Linked DNA regions of Homo sapiens: region 1 is linked to region 2. The links are chromatin loops, found by intact Hi-C in ENCODE. Cell type or tissue: mammary epithelial cell. All regions are shown on one strand.

What was found. A loop is a pair of places that touch in the nucleus more often than their neighbours do. Peaks named below come from ENCODE experiments on the same cell type or tissue, not always from the same donor. Only the 100,000 strongest peaks of a DNase experiment are listed, where the experiment ranks them.
Region 1: it touches region 2 in a loop (14-fold over the local background); 3 of 110 quality-filtered maps call a loop at or near these places.

Annotation. Positions count from the first base shown.
Region 1 is chr7:48,420,392-48,428,391 of GRCh38, forward strand. It overlaps ABCA13 (ATP binding cassette subfamily A member 13), which reads left to right. Exons shown (of 62, transcript NM_152701.5): 42 at 7,375-7,480. Among named protein-coding and RNA genes, the nearest start is that of ABCA13, 250 kb to the left of the region's middle. In mammary epithelial cell, a CTCF peak has its summit at 4,570 (motif pointing right); DNase peaks (open chromatin) are centred at 1,140, 7,020 and 7,520; H3K27ac peaks cover 1,915 bases.
Region 2 is chr7:48,295,803-48,303,802 of GRCh38, forward strand. ABCA13 (ATP binding cassette subfamily A member 13) reads left to right here. Exons shown (of 62, transcript NM_152701.5): 21 at 1-61; 22 at 1,430-1,509; 23 at 2,564-2,685. Among named protein-coding and RNA genes, the nearest start is that of ABCA13, 130 kb to the left of the region's middle. RefSeq lists an enhancer at 2,473-3,672 and a silencer at 4,020-4,079. In mammary epithelial cell, a CTCF peak has its summit at 3,967 (motif pointing right); DNase peaks (open chromatin) are centred at 3,179 and 4,019; H3K27ac peaks cover 1,336 bases.

The DNA of each region.
Region 1 (8,000 bases), 120 kb after region 2:
ACCATAGAGAGTTAGAAGACTTGGCTTTGCATATGGAATATATTTTCGGCAATCTCTGAAGCCAAGACAAAACTTTCTGGCATAATGCAAACAGAGTAAATTTTTGCAGTGTATTTTTTAATAGTTTTGAAGTTTTTAGTAATGTTTTAGAAATGCTGGTGAGCCTGCCTGAGATGTGAAGTTTCTTTCCTTCCAGCTTGCTAAATACTGATTAGTGGGTTCCCTTTGTACCTTTGCCAAGGAGGTTCTGGATGCTAGTTCCTTGGGTGCATGAACTCAGCTGCCCCATCCTACACAGCATTAAGAGGTAAAGCCTGGGCCTCAGATGTAGGGCTTGATCTTTTTTTTTTTTTTTGACTTTTTTTTAGAACAATTTTTAAGAAAAAAGAATTGCTGTAAAATCTTTGCCCATTTAAGTTTCAATTGTGCCCCTCATGTCCCTAAGAGCAAAAGGATCCAGTCCAGGATCACGAGCTGCACTCAGTTGCAGGCCTCTTTAGTCACTGTCAATCTGCAAGAATTCCTCAGTTTCCTTGACTTTCATGACCTCAATATTTTTGAAGAGTCCAGACCACGTATTTTGCACAATGAGCCTCAATATGGGTTTGCCCTATTTTGCTGTGATTGGTCAGGTTATGCATTTTTAGTTGGCATATTCCAGGGGTGATGCTGTGTCCCACTGCTCCTGGCTGCCTGCTACACAAGGCTGATCTGTCCCATGGCTAGTGAGGTGATCTTTTTTCCCAGGTAAAGTGGAAAGTGGTGTCTGCCAGGCTTTCCCACTCTTAAGTTAATTTCCTTTTCTCTCTCTTTTTTTTTTTGAGGATATATTTTGAGAATCTGTAAATTCCACTTTTCTTACCCACCTGTTTTTGCATCTTCTGATGTTCCTTGCCAGAATTAAAAATTATTACTATGGCACTTGCCAAGTGGCGATTTTTCTAATTCCATCATTCCTTCCATGTGTTTTAGTTGGCATTGTCCAGTAAGAAAGAACTCTCTCTTTACCCCATTGACCTATTTATATAAGGAACCACTCATAGCATTCTATTCTACTCAATGAGTTACAATTCAGTAGGGTCATTATTTACTTTGAGGCTCATGTCATACCAAGTTGAGCCAGTGGGAGGTCCTTCAAGCTGGTTTTTGTGCCTTTTAACTCATGCCTCCCATTCTTTGAGCATTTTCCTGCTTCCTGACAAAACAAGATGTTCTAGGATTGCCATTCTTTCCCAGCCCTGGCTCTAGAATCAGCCATTTCTCCAAGAAATCCTGGCTGCTCAATACGCTCATGGTGATTGGGGTGTTGCTGCTCTGAGGTTCCCTCATGGATAAAGTAAAAGATCCACCTCTATTTTTGCTTCTCTTTCTGCCTATAAATACAAAACTAGGAGTTCAACTCCACATCTCTAATTCCAATCCAATTACACAGCATTCATTTAGTGTTTCCTCTTGCCTTATTTGTACCGCCCTTCACTGATAATGAGAAACTCGACTTACTCATTCTTATGCTACCTTTTCCCTTAGTCCTCCTGTGTGCAGCTCATCTTCCAAGGCCTCCACACTGCTTTGCTGCTCTGCTCACATGCTGTCTTGTGTGAACCTGCCCCACTTCAGCTGCCACTTTCTGTTGGCCCCAAACCCTAATCTGGTGTCTTTCTTACAAAAAAAAAAAAAAAAAAAAAAAAAAAAAGAAAAAAGGAAAGAAGGAAGAAAGAGGGAGGAAGGAAGAGAAGGAAGCAGGTACTTTTTTGAGAGACCCTGTTCCCTTTTTCTTTCATGTGACATCCTGTTTGTTGTTGTTTTTTTCTTTTTTTTCTTTTTTCCTAAAGAACAATACATTCAGTATTTTGAGGATTCTTCATTTGGGGGCTAAGGTCTTCTTAACTTAGAACAGTCTCATGGTCTAAGCATTTATGCAGACAGCCTGCTGTCTTGTTAACACTGACTGTGCTATCAGCCCTTTGACTGGAGTGCTGTGACCCATTCTTTGCATTCTGTTTATAACAAGGTGTTATAGGATGTCACAGAGCCTGAGTGTGAACTAGAATTGACTTTTTATAACTTATGTCTTTTAATCTTCCCCTTGTACGAATAAGCAAACTGAGAGACCAAGAGACCAAAAAGGTAATGAGCTGACCAAAATCAGACATTGAATTTTTTTTCATTTTGTGTTGGACTCCAAAATTTTCTACTCTACTTACCAACGTCTCCTGTTCTGTAGTCTCCAGGGACACCTCAAATCAACAGCCCTTGTTTCAAAGGTGTGTTGATGGTGTGATAGTTCTAGGACAGGCTGGATAATGGTCCCCCAGCGACGTCCACGTCCTTATCACTGAAGCCTGTAAGTGTTACCCATATGGGACTGTGGCAGGAGATATCCCAAATTATCTGGGTGGACTTGATGTAATCAAAAGGATACATCAAAGGGGGATCGAGGAAGGTCAGAGAGGAAGAAGGTGATGTTATGATGAGGCAGCAGTTGGAGAGATGAGCTTTAAAGATGGAGGCTGGGGCCATTGGCCAAACAATATTGGCAGCCACTAGAAGTTGGGAAAGTCCAGGGAGTATATTATCCCTTGATTTTAGCCCAGGAAGGCCCATATTAGGCTTCTGACCCCCAGAACTGTAAGATACTAAATACATTGTCTTAAGCCACCACATTTGTGGTAATTTGTTACAGCAGTGATAGGAAATTCATACAAGCTCCTGTAAAATAACAAATCTTGCTGCATGCATTGTGTTAGCATGTCAGGGGACAGCCCTGCCCAAGATCCCATATTTAGAGAGCAGTTGCTAGTACCTCTAGTGTTTCGTATCATCTAAGTTGTCCATGTGTTTTCATCTTCTGCTTCCTTAAAAAACAATCACTTTGGGGAAACAGAAAGAGTACATCTTATGTGACATGTAGGTCAAGTTTGGAAATTCTTCCTCTGCTCAAGTCATCACTCAGCTGGGTTCCATTGTCCTTGTCTTACAAAAATTTGGTCAGCTTCAAAAATTTCTCTAGCATCTAAGCAAAAAAGTACCTTGCACTGACCATCTCCAGGACACAATCCATCAAACTGACACTTTAAGTGTAGATCATATCTGGGGTCTCATGCTGCTTGACAACACCCTTTAAACAGAGAACCCAAAAGGATGGGGCATAGGACTCATGGCTGAGGGACTGATAGCACAATCAGTGTAGAGATGACACTGGGCTGTCATAAATGCCTAGACCTCAAAGCTCTTTTAAATTAAGGAGATGTAGATCCCCAAATGAAGAATCCCAAAACTTTTGAATTTACTGTCCCTTGAAAAGAAAGAGTGGATACACCATAGGCATTGCTTTTAAAGCATATTTTTGTTACATTTTAAATTACTTTCATGCTAGTTAGTGTCCTTTAGACATAATTTCATCATGTCTTATTTTATTCTTATTTACTTTGTGTGATGAATTTACCTAAAAATTAATGACTAGTTTGACCAACTTGATTGTCCTTTGACTTGAGAAGCTTGTAATTTCAGTGAAATTCAAAACATTAGATAAGATTGAAAAGAATATTCTACTTCTTTTGTATGAAAGTGGGAAGGTGTAGGTCTTATTTGGTCCATTTGAATTGGCTTATGGCCTATATTCAGTTACAATGATAGAAAATACCACCAAAAGAGGAGGAAGACATATGTATAAATAATGTCATTCCATACTAAATGCACAAACGCAGCATTCTTCTTAAATTGGAAAGTGTAGCCAGGACATTAGATGTTTAGCCTGCATTCACTTCCTGTGCAGTTGCCTAACCTTTATTTCTATCTCTTTTGGAAGATTGTTTATATGTTTTGATCAGGACTTTTATACTCTTAATAAGAATATTTTTGCAGTATTTTGCATCTCCTCATAATTGTTGAAATGAAAGAGAGTTTACGTTTCTTTATTTGAATTACTTTAAAAAACTTGAAGAACACCTTTCGGTATAAATAGTGATTTAAATATTGCTGGAAAGTATGTATCAGATAAGAAGGAATACAGTGAGAACTCAGTTAACATTGTTGATGGGTTCTTGGAAACTAAGACTTTAAGCAAAACAACTTTTTTTCCCTCATCAACATTATAACAAAATGGCGTTGAATGAGATGACATTATTTGAGGACCTGCTGTATGTCCTTTTGCTGAAAGTTGCAGTTGTGAACAACAACTTACTGATGACGCTAAGTGAGGACTTACTGTAAAATGATGTAATGTGGAAATTCTATGTCCAGAATTCAGTGAAATGTTAGGAGCCTTCTTGTAAGTTTTCTTTCATTAAATCCCTGGGTAATGTTCTATTCTGGATGTTAGGGTTACCTGAAATACTTGCCAAGGGGAGTTTTACAGTTGCTGTCTGTGTGATTCAGTGTGAGAATTATAATGCAAAATAACAAAGGCAAAGTCTGCCATCAAGACTCCAAATCTTTGATTACAGTGATCAGTGTCATATTGCTTTTGAAAAGAGTAACCTTTATTTGCCCTCTCTGTTAATTGGGCTACTTTGACATTTTGTCAAAATCTCAGAGCCTCCCGGACAGCCTGCCTGCAGTTAAGGTGAGTTGCCACTTGATGGCACGCATAACATTCTGATGGTCTTAGGCTTGCCTTTCACTGTTCATAGGCAAAGTTCCAGAATTTTCAGACACATTGTACCCAGATACTTAGTGCCGTACCATAATTGATTGTATCTCCTGCTGATCTGTGAGATTATTGAGGGCAAAAACTCTGTCCTTATTCTGTTTCCTCCTCTAACACACACATGCCCACAAATGTGTGCATTCAAACATGTGCATATACATTCACACATGTTCATACACACTCACACACACACACCCTCCTCCCCGCCACATACAACTATGGCCTTTTATGAGAGGGGCTAGAAAAGGAAAATTTAAAAAGGACAGATGAATATTGTTATCAATAATGCCTTAGTTATCAAGGTATGCTTCATATAATCATAGTTAAATATGACCATTAAATGAAAATTCCATTTAGAATAAGATATAAAGGAAAATCTTTAGTCAATGAATAATTCTTGATTTTCACTATTTCTATTGTTTCCTATTTAATTCCCTATAAATGCACTAGGTGAAGACTTACTGCACTAAGCCTCAGTGCCCTCATCTTAAGCAAGGATAATAGTACTCATCTCATCAGATTGATCTGAGAATTACATGATGAAACATAGCACATACACCCTACTACACTTACTCATCCTTATCTAGCTACTGTTGAGACCAGACATTGCCAGCATGCTACATGCCAGGCATCGTTTTTATAACTTTATATATAAATGCATTTATTGCTTGCAACAATCCTATAATATGTCTTATTTATTTATTTATTTATTTATTTTTTCGAGATGGAGTCTCGCTGTCGCCCAGGTTGGAGTGCAGTGGCGCAATCTCGGCTCACTGCAGGCTCCGCCCCCTGGGGTTCACGCCATTCTCCTGCCTCAGCCTCCGGAGTAGCTGGGACTACAGGCGCCCGCCACCTCGCCCGGCTAATTTTTTGTATTTTTAGTAGAGACGAGGTTTCACTGTGTTAGCCAGGATGGTCTCGATCTCCTGACCTCGTGATCCGCCCGCCTCGGCCTCCCAAAGTGCTGGGATTACAGGCGTGAGCCACCGCGCCCGGCCTCTTATTTATTACCATTTATCATGTGAGGAAACTAAGTTAAAGAGTGGTAAAATAATGTGTTCAAGGTCACATGGCTGGCGCACACTCAGAAATGTTATTAATCATTCTTCTTCTTATTATTATTTGCAATAGTAGTGAGGTTTACAGCTTTTCCTTGGAGTCTTACTGAGAATCAGCAAAGTGTTATCTTTCACATGAAGGTAGCTGCATCTGACCTTTCACTAGTGCTACTCATGCAGATTTTGCTCAGTAGGATTCCATGCAAACTAATTAACCACGTGCGGAGATATTGCATGCCTCTCCTGAAGGCTTGCTTGCTCATGGCTTCTTCTTTCTGGTGCCTTCCCCCATCTTTCCCTGTGGTTAGGGGCTCCTCAGGAACATCTAGAGACAGTCAATCCCTTTTTGCTTGTTTAGAGGAATCAGAATGGTGAGGTTGTGTAGAGAAATCAGAAGTGAGGCAGGGTGCTCAGTGTGGGCTGAGATCTGTATATGCAGGTATAGGACTTCACTACCCAGGGCATTGGGTGGGAGGTACCAGCTGGATGGACAGTGACGCTGGCCCAGCAGGAGTCACTTGGAGAGGGGCCAGGGCCAGGGACCAATATCTCTATGGATACGTGCAGAGGAAGGGGTGATGGAAGCACCTGCACAGATGATGCTAAGGGAGAGAGTGGCAATGCACAGTGCCTAGCTTTGTGCATGGCCCACAGAGAACGTTCAGGAAACCTTGGCTAACCACATGAATAATAGAAGACTTACTGCATGCTTCCAGAGTCTGTGCCTGGCACTTTACAGCCATCATCTACTGAACTTTAAATACTGTGATCATCATCTCTGTTTTATTAATACAACGAGGCAGCCAACACTCTGCGTGGTGCAGTCCTATGCCTGCAGACAGAGCCGGCCCACATCTTGCCAAGAGTGGAACTCCAGCAGTTAGGACTGTGCTGCTGCAGGGCGATGTCTCCTTGACTTGTATGCTTCTCGTGAATTGCCCAATGTTTATTTTAGAGATTCTCTTTCCATCACTCCATAAATCCCTGCCAGCGATCCAGGTGCAGCTCAAGGCCCTCGATGTCTCCACCCCACCTCATTTCCCTTTGTGTCTGCTTGCACTTCTGCTTTCTCACCTTATTTTTGCTACTTTAGTCATAGTATTTGGCTTTGAATAAACTGAGGTTGGACTTCTGCCTCCACTACTAACCAAGAAATGACTTCAAGCAAGTTATTTGATTAACTACCTTAGTGACATCATATATCATAGCCCATGGAAAGCATACATTTAATGGGGATTTTTATGTATGAGATCCCATCTACTGTAAGTAAACTGAGCATTGCAATTTTATTGTCTGATTCACCTCTGAATTCCTAAGATGCTGGTACAGTGAGTCACAAACTTAAGTTGAATTGGATACACTGTGTTGCTATCTGTCCCCTCCCTGCCTACCACTGCCTATGCATTTGACCAGCCTCCACTAGCCCGTGAGGGTCTGGGAGTTCACAGTCAAGTTTCATTCATCTTTGCATCCTATGGGTAGCCTGTTTTGCTGAGACCTAGGTAGTCTTAGAGTTATGCCAATTAAATGGATGGCTAAATGAAATATATGGGGTGTGTTTGGCATATGTTGTCACAACCGGATTAGGCAATTGAGGCAGAAGAAAAGAAATGCGATGTGTATAGAAACATAAAATAATACATGGCGTTTTTTTTTCTCCGAAAGGTGTTTTTGATGCTTTTGCAAGATTCCAACAAGAAATCTCACATTGCCCTGGGGACTGAGTCAGAGCTGCAGAACCACAGGCCTACAGGACATCTGTCTGGCTACTGTAAGTACAGAATGGCTTCCTGCATTTCTGCTGGAGGAACAATGACACCAGCCTTATTCAACATCCCTTGTTTTAAAAGTTGTATAGCAAGGTTCTGAAGTTAGTGAGGAGATGTGAGTGTATAGTGAGGGGGCAAGTAAATACAGGTCAGAGGCAAAAAAAACGTTGAGTTTTATCCTGGCTTGAAAAAAAAAAACTGTGTGTTTATGGGACACATTTATCTTTTCTTCAGGACTTGACTTAGTATATAAAAAATTTCTCAATGTATACAGTTAGAATAATGACCATCATTCATCTTATTTTACCTTCATCACAAACAAACTGATCTGGCCTACCTGCGTGGTGTGCCTCTTATGTGCAGGCACCCTCCTGGTAATGGATTTGCATGGTTTAACAAAGCCCCGGATGTGGGCTTTGCCTTCATGCGACCTCTGTCCCTTTGGGACCAAATCATGGCTTCAGCTTTTGTATGCAGCCTCCTTTATAGGCTTTAATGATTGAACAGAATCCAGATTTGGTA
Region 2 (8,000 bases):
CCACTGGCCAGGACTGCACAAGCCAGCCGAGGCTGGAGACGGTGCAGCAGCACTTGTACATGTATGCTCTGATATTCTTTCATGCCCTCCCCAGTACTTCCATTCATAGAGAGGATGTCTAGGACTCTTTAAAATGTGAATTTCAGACAGTGGTCTGTATAATATACTCTTAATGTGCATATTAATATATATTTTCCAAACATCAAAGTTTTCCATGACAATTTTTGAGTGGTAAAATGTAACAGCAGCATTAATCAGAAGGCTAACTTTATTGGCGATAAAGATATTAGATATAAGAATGTAATCCACAACGCTTGGTGGCAAATGCCTGTAATCCCCTCTAATGGGAGGCTGATGTGGGAGAATCGCTTGAGGCTAGGAATTTGAGACCAACCTGGGCAACATAGCAAGACCCTGTCTCTAAAAAATAAAAGCAACAACAAAAAAATTAGCAGGATTTGGTGCTGTGCATTTATGGTCCCAACCACATAGGAGGCTGAGGCAGGAGGGTTGCTTGACCCCAGGAGTTCAAGGCTGCAGTGAGCAGTGATTGTGCTACTGCACTCCAGCCTGGCTGACAGATAAAGGGCCTGTCTCATAAATTAAATAAATAAATGAATAAATTTCTGTTTGAACAGCAAATATTTTTCTTTTCTTTTCTCTTTTTTTTTTTTTGAGATGGAGTCTCGCTCTGTTGCCCAGGCTGGAGTGCAGTGGCGCGATCTCGGCTCACTGCAAGCTCCACCTCCCGGGTTCACGCCATTCTCCCTCCTCAGCCTCCTGAGTAGCTGGGACTACAGGCACCCGCCACCATGCCCGGCTAATTTTGTTTTTTTATTTTAATAGAGATGGGGTTTCACCGTGTTAGCCAGGATGGTCTCCATCTCCTGACCTCATGATCCGCCCCCTTCGGCCTCCCAAAGTGCTGGGATTACAGGCTGAGCCACCGCACCCGGTCGCAAATATTTTTCAAATTACCTTCATGTTTGATCAATTTTGCTTAGTGTTCTGAAAGTGTAAAGCACCAGAAGGGGAAATAAGGAACTTTAAATTCTGCAAGTGACTTTTTCACTGAAAGAATGATGTTCATCTGACCCTGGCTATCCTAATTTCTCGTACGTTCCATGATCTATCCTATCTATTCTCTTCACAGTTGTGAAAAGCCATTTATTATGCATCCTCATTCCCCTGGTTCATCTCGGTTGGCAGGAGCTCTGAGAAAGAAATACTGGAGTGTGGGTAGTATTAATGGATATTCACATACAGATGGTATTGGGAGACATGTGGGTCTAATTGTTGCAGGAACTTTATGGAAATGTGATCTTGTTATCCAGTCCATCTCTTGGGAGCTGAGGCAGTATTATTCATTCCAACACTGTTTCTGATGTTTTAGCTTGCCTAATTTAGCTTTAATTTTCTGCCATTTTAGGTTGGCCAAAAGCCTCGAGGAAACTTGGTCATCAGGGAATCCCATCATGACTTTTCTCAGCAATTTCACAGTAACTGAGGGTAAGTATGTGGTTTTCCAAGTTTGCTTGATTAAAAATTAAATTTAGTTTCTCATGCAAATATATTATTAAAATAAAACATACAACAGAAAATTTATGCTATATGTGATACATAATCATTTACAACTTGGCTGGTATGATGTATTTGGCATTTATAAAGAAAGTCCTGAAATCCTAGGGTACCATGTTGAAGCAGAGGAACAAAGAGAAGCTTCTGTGGTCTGGATTTTGCTCTGGCCTTGCCTCCTCGGACAAGCAATTGATGTCTGTGTGTCTCTGTTTCCTTGGCTGTTCACTCTGTCAACTCATGAAGCTTCTTGTAGCATTAACATGCCATGTCTGAAGAATTCTGGCAAATACTTAAATGATCCCTCTCTTCTTAAAAAAGTGAGATGAGTAGATGCATGTATACAAGTGAGTTTCTTATAGCACTTGGTCACTGCTCCCTAAGAAGAAGCTCTTTCTTTCTTTCTTTCTTTTTTTTTTTTTGTGTCTCACTCTGTCACCCAGCTGGAGTACAGTGGCGTGATCTCGGCTCACTGCAACCTCCGCCTCCTGGGTTCAAGCGATTCTCCTGCCTCAGCCTCCTGAGTAGCTGGGATTACAGGGATGTGCCACCATGCCCGGCTATTTTTTTTTTTTTTTTTGTATTTTTAGTAGAGACAGGGTTTCACCATGTTGGTCAGGCTGGTCTCGAACTCCTGACCTTTGATCTGCCCACCTCGGCCTCCCAAAGTGCTGGGATTACAGGTGTGAGCCACCACACCCAGCCAGAAGAAACTCTTTCTAAAGTAAATGTTCTTAAAACATACAGGCCTTAGAGAGAGTAGACCAGTAACCAGAAAATACCACAGAACCTGGCATTTTGGTTTATTGTCATATAAATTATTTAAGTTATTCCCAGGGGAGTAAGGTATGACTTTATTTAGTGATTTATGGGTTGAATGGTGTGAAAGAAACTATCCTAGCCAGGTTGTAATATCAAATTTTGTTTTCGCAGTCAGTAATGATCTAAACCTTTATTACACAAATTTCTTATTTTCCTTACTTTGCAGATGTAAAAATAAAAGATTTGATGAAGAATATCACCAAGTTGACTGAGGAGCTTCGCTCTTCCATCCAAATCTCGAATGAGACTATCCATAGCATTCTAGAAGCAAATATTTCCCACTCCAAGGTGTGGTGCTGTTTCTTGTCTGTCTGTTTTGCTCATGGAAGGAGCCTTAGCCTGAAGTCACTGGCACTGTGTTGTCCTTTCTTCCTTCTTGCCTTCCTCTCCTTTGGCTAGTGTAGTGGGTTGCTGCACAAATGATATAATTGGAGGCAGAAAGGAAACAAGAGAACAAGCAAGGAACCAAAGGGTGTCATTGTCCCATGCCAAAATCTTAGGGTTTTTAATTCCATAATATTTTCTTTATTTGGAGTTAGAACAAAGTTGGTGATTATTTATTCTGTTGATTTCCAGCCCTGATGCATGACACCTGGGAAGGGTCTCGGCTTGATTCAGCAGGTGTTGCAAAATTCTTAAAATACCCAAAACCAAAAACAGCTAAAAATATCTTAAGAATCAACTATGACTTCCTCTGAGTGGAGAGTGACTGGGCACAGTCTGACTATGTGCTACCGTAGTGAATCACTGTGAACGCAAATGAGTAATGGCAGGCTGTGTCATCTCCAAGCTGAAAAATGTGATAAAACAATCAAAGAGCTACTGCAACAAACCAAGGGATGAGTAACACATACGGGCCACATGGGGTATGGTTTCTCTGTGGAAAAGGGGAACGGGGACATCTCATGTTTTCCACAGCAGATATCACCTGGATCCTTAGCAGGAGATTTTCTGAGACAGCTTTCAGCACTTCTAGTTGGGGTTTTATCTTCCTGTACAGAGAACCTTCCAGAAGTAGTAACCGTGGAGCTGACTCGTAAGTGAACGTTGCAATTGACCATCAACTGGGCCCCAACACACGTTTAATATCATGTCAATTCTGGTTAATTGGGGCTTATTGCAAGCTTGACGGGTGGACTAATGAAGAATTAATCTAAATTAAAAAGAGATTAGAAGCTGGGAAACCAAAATTCAAATGACAGTGTCACCAAGTTACTTATAATAAGGCACTTAGTATTTATCTTCAAGGAAAAATGTCAAATTCAGCTTATTAAACATGCAAGAGCCAAGGAAAGCAGGGGGCAGTGCTGAAATTGTCTCTTCCCTACCTCGCATGATGCCTTATAGAGAAACAATGAAGATTTTTGGTTTAAAATCTTTAGTTATTGAAACGAGTAATAGGGGAAAGAAGCAGTGGAAGGAGTAATCGGAGCAGCTACCTGGGAATGTTTTAAGACCAGGGTCAGATTAGCTAACTTCTGGGGTCCCTTTCAAATTCAGTTTTATGATACTTTTTGGGTTTGGGCTCAACTGTTTTTGATGACCACTGCCTGATGAAACAAGTGGCCACTGGGTGTCACTGCTGTTCTATTATGGGAGGGCTGTGCACAGAGAAGGCTCCTGTGGTAATGTGGTATTGTCTTGTGTAGATGGTTCTGTAGTGCTTTTTTTGCACTCTGTGTATCTTTCTCTACCTCTTTGTCAGTATGAATCATTATGATCGCCTAAACAGCTGGACAGTTAAGTAATTGGGAGGAGTATTTAAAAAGTTGCATTCTTGCGTTTCAAATAAGTAATGAGATTATTTGCTTTGATGGTTAAGTATATCCATAAATGCACATGTATCTACAGATCCTAGGCAAGGAATTAACATTAGGTTAGGAGGTGACACTTTGGATACTTGTTTTTTCTAGATTGTCAGGTTTTTAGCAGCACCATATTATTTCTAGTATCCTTTTCTTATCTTTCTTCCTGGGTTTCTCTACCATAGCTTTAGTCAGTTTGCAAATAATCACATCAGATTCTTAGTCCAGGCTGTTGGTGGCATGCAGGGAATACTCTTCAGTGGTGCTAAAGCCCTGGCAAAATTGCAGAAATCTTCATTCATTCATTTCTTCCTTTATTCACTTAGGAGGTTTCTGCATGACAGGCATGGTCCCAAAAACTTGGGCTCAAAGCCCGTGCTCCAAGGGAGCCAATGTTCTGTGGGGGATGACACAGTAAATATGCAAACAAAAGAAGGTCAGTGTTAAGAGACCAGAAAGTTCTATCATGCAAATAGAACACAACAATGAGGACAGGTGGTCCCTGGAAGCCTCCCTGAATCGGTGAAGATGGATGTCAGACTGGAATGATGATCTGCATATGAAGAGCTATATGAGAGTCACAGAGCTGGGGCATTTCTGTCAAAAGACCAGAGACAGGAGTGAGCAGAAGGAGGCAAATGCAGCAGATGCATGGATACCATCTCATTTTTCTTTCCTGCCCTCTTCCCTGGCTGCAGAGAACCTGCCATGGGCACCCACCCATGGGAATTTCCTTTTTCTTGCAGAGCTCTATTCTCTAATATCAGCATCACCCAATTAAAACCACAAATCACAGGGGCTTCCTGGACACTGGAGCCCATCTAGCCCAGCCTTCTGTCCTGGGTTTGCATCCTGTCCACCTGCCCTGTGAAGCACCCATCCACTTCATGCTGTGTTCCTATGTTTTAGGCACATGTTCAAATCAACAATGACTTCCTTCTTTGTGTTGGGCCAAATTTTTATTCTTTTAAAATTAGCAATGAGGCCAAAGTGTCAGGACCCAAATAGATTGAGAGAGCAATCAAAAGTCGGCCCTCTGTCCCTTTATTTTCTGTGGTAAACAATTAGGCAGAGTTCAGAGGACTTTTGCTTGGAAGATGAATATTTTTTCACAGTCCTCAGTGGATTCATTCTCCCCGCGCCACAAATCTTAAGGAGGAAGGGAGAGGGCATTCCCTGAAAGTTCCAATCTCTTCTGGGAGGCTCCTTCAAATGGAAAGGTATTCTGAATTTTTTTTCTTTCTGTTTCTTTTGAGCAGAAATGATTGAGTTTGGTGAATCTGGTCAAATTTCCTTATCTCACTTGGGGCCGGTCCTGGGGGCTGGTTCTGTCGGTTGCGACATTAACAGAGCTGCTGGGCATAATTTATGGAGAGGGAGAGATTCCTTTTAGGAGTTTGGAAACATTACACATTCCACTTGTTTTAATACATGAAGTTTGTTTCCTGGAAAGCTCCAACAGATAGTTCTTGGTGAAACTCATTTCAGAGCAGACACTGGTCAAAATTTGCTCATTCTTTTTTTTTTTTCTTTCTCTGAAGACAAAAAGTAATTAATGTGTGACTAGAGTTATGGGTTTCTGGGATCATGAGAAGTTTGGCCTGAAGTTTCCTGGAAGACACCATCTGTCATGTGCAGAGTCTCATTCTAGAGAAAGTCCTTCCTAGGCCTTAGACTGCTTGTCTGGCTCTGTCACCACATCAGGAGATTGGGGTTTGTGGTCCTTGTAATCCAGGATTCACAGAATGAAGTGCACACACCCATCCACCACCATCTCATTCTCTGGTGTTCTTAGAGTAGGGCTTTTCTCTTTGATTTGTTTGATTTGTTGTCCTACCAGAGTATTCTCAGTAAATGTGGTAGGTTCTCATTAAACATTCACTAAAATAAAGTGAAATTCCAGCTACTCTCCTTCCATTAAGTCAGCTAGCGTTTCTTAGGTTTATGAAAGCCACGTTACCTTATTTGCTCATTAGGAATTCTGAGAAATGAGTATTGTGCTAAGGGCATTTGTGTCTCATTTAACTCCCTCTGAGCAGGGCATTTCTCTTCTTTCACAGATGAATGTGATGCTGTGGAAGTCACAGCTGGGAGAGGGCCTGAAATCAAACCCACGTCTTTGAACTTGAACTGTGTTATTCTTCCATCACATGATGTTATTGCTTCAATTTGTTACAAATTAATAGTTCTAAGAAAATTACTGCTTGCCGATGGGTTTCCTCTTCTCCTACTTGCACTTATGTAAATATTTTTAAACCTTAATTCCCCAATTGGCATTGATCTCTGCAAAAATGCTTCTTGCTAATTTTGGCAAAATATTTTTTCCTTTTTATTTTTAAAAATTAAACTTTTATTTTAGGCTTAGGGGTGCATATGCTGGTTTGTTATATAGGTAAACTCGTGTCAGGGGGTTTGTAGTACAGATTATTTCATCACCCAGGTATTAAGCCTAGTATCCAATAGTTATTTTTTCTGATTCTCTCCCTCCTTCCAACCTCCACCCTCAAATAGGCCCCAGTGTGCTTTGTTCCCCTCTTTGTAGCCATGTGTTCTCATTATTTAGCTCCAACTTATATGTGAGAATTTGCAGTATTTCATTTTCTGTTCCTGTGTTCATTTGCTGACGATAATGGCCTCCAGCTCCATCCATGTCCCTCCAAAGGACATGACCTTGTTCTTTTTATGGCTGCATAGTATTCCATGGTGTATATGTACCATATTTTCTTTGTCCAGTTTGCCCTTGATGGGCATTTAGGTTGGTTTCATGTCCTTGCTATTGTGAATAGTGCTGCAATGAACATACATGTGTAGGTATCCTCATGGTAGAATGATTTATATTCCTTTGGGTATACAGCCAGTAATGGGTCAAATGGTAGTTCTCTTTCTAGTTCTGTGAGGAATCGCCACACTGGTTTCCACAATGGTTGAACTAATTTACATTCTCACCAGGAGTGTATAAATGTTCCCTTTTCTCTGCAACCTCATCAGAATCGGTTACTTTTTTGACTTTTTAGTAATAATCATTCTAATTGGTGTGAGATGGCATCTCATTGTGGTTTTGATTTGCATGTCTCTAATGATCAGTAATATTGAGATTTTTTTCATATGCTTGTTGGCTGCATGTATGTTTTCTTCTGAAAAGTGTCTGTTCATGTCCTTTGCCCACTTTTTAATGAGGTTGTTTGTTTTTTTCTTGTAAATTTTTTTTAAGTTCTTTATAGATACTGGATATTAGACCTTTGTCAGATGCATATTTTGCAAAACCTCCCGTTCTGTAGATTGTCTGTATACTCTGTTGATAGTTTCTTTTGCTGTGCGTAAGCTTTTTAGTTTAATTAGGTCCCATTTTTCAATTTTTGCTTTTCTTGAGTTTGCTTCTGGCATCTTCATCATGAAGTCTTTGCCCATTCCTATGTCCAGAATAGTATTACCTAGGTTGTCTTCCAGGGTTTTTATAGTTTTGGGTTTTACATTTAAATCTTTAACCCATCTTGAGTTGATTTTTGTATAGCATAAGGAAGAAGCCCAGTTTCAATCTTCTGCACATGGCTAGCCAGTTATCTCAGCACCATTTATTGAATAGGGAATCTTTCCCTATTGCTTGTTTTTGTCAGGTTTGTCGAAGATCAGATAGTTATAGGTTTACGGCCTTATTTCTGGACTCTATTTTCTATTAGTTCCATAGGTCTATGTGTCTGTTTTTGTGCCAGTACCATGCTGTTTTGGTTAATTGGATATTCTTTCAAGGTGTTTTTTGATATCAAATTCTGATACTTTAATTTGCAAAGTATCATTTTT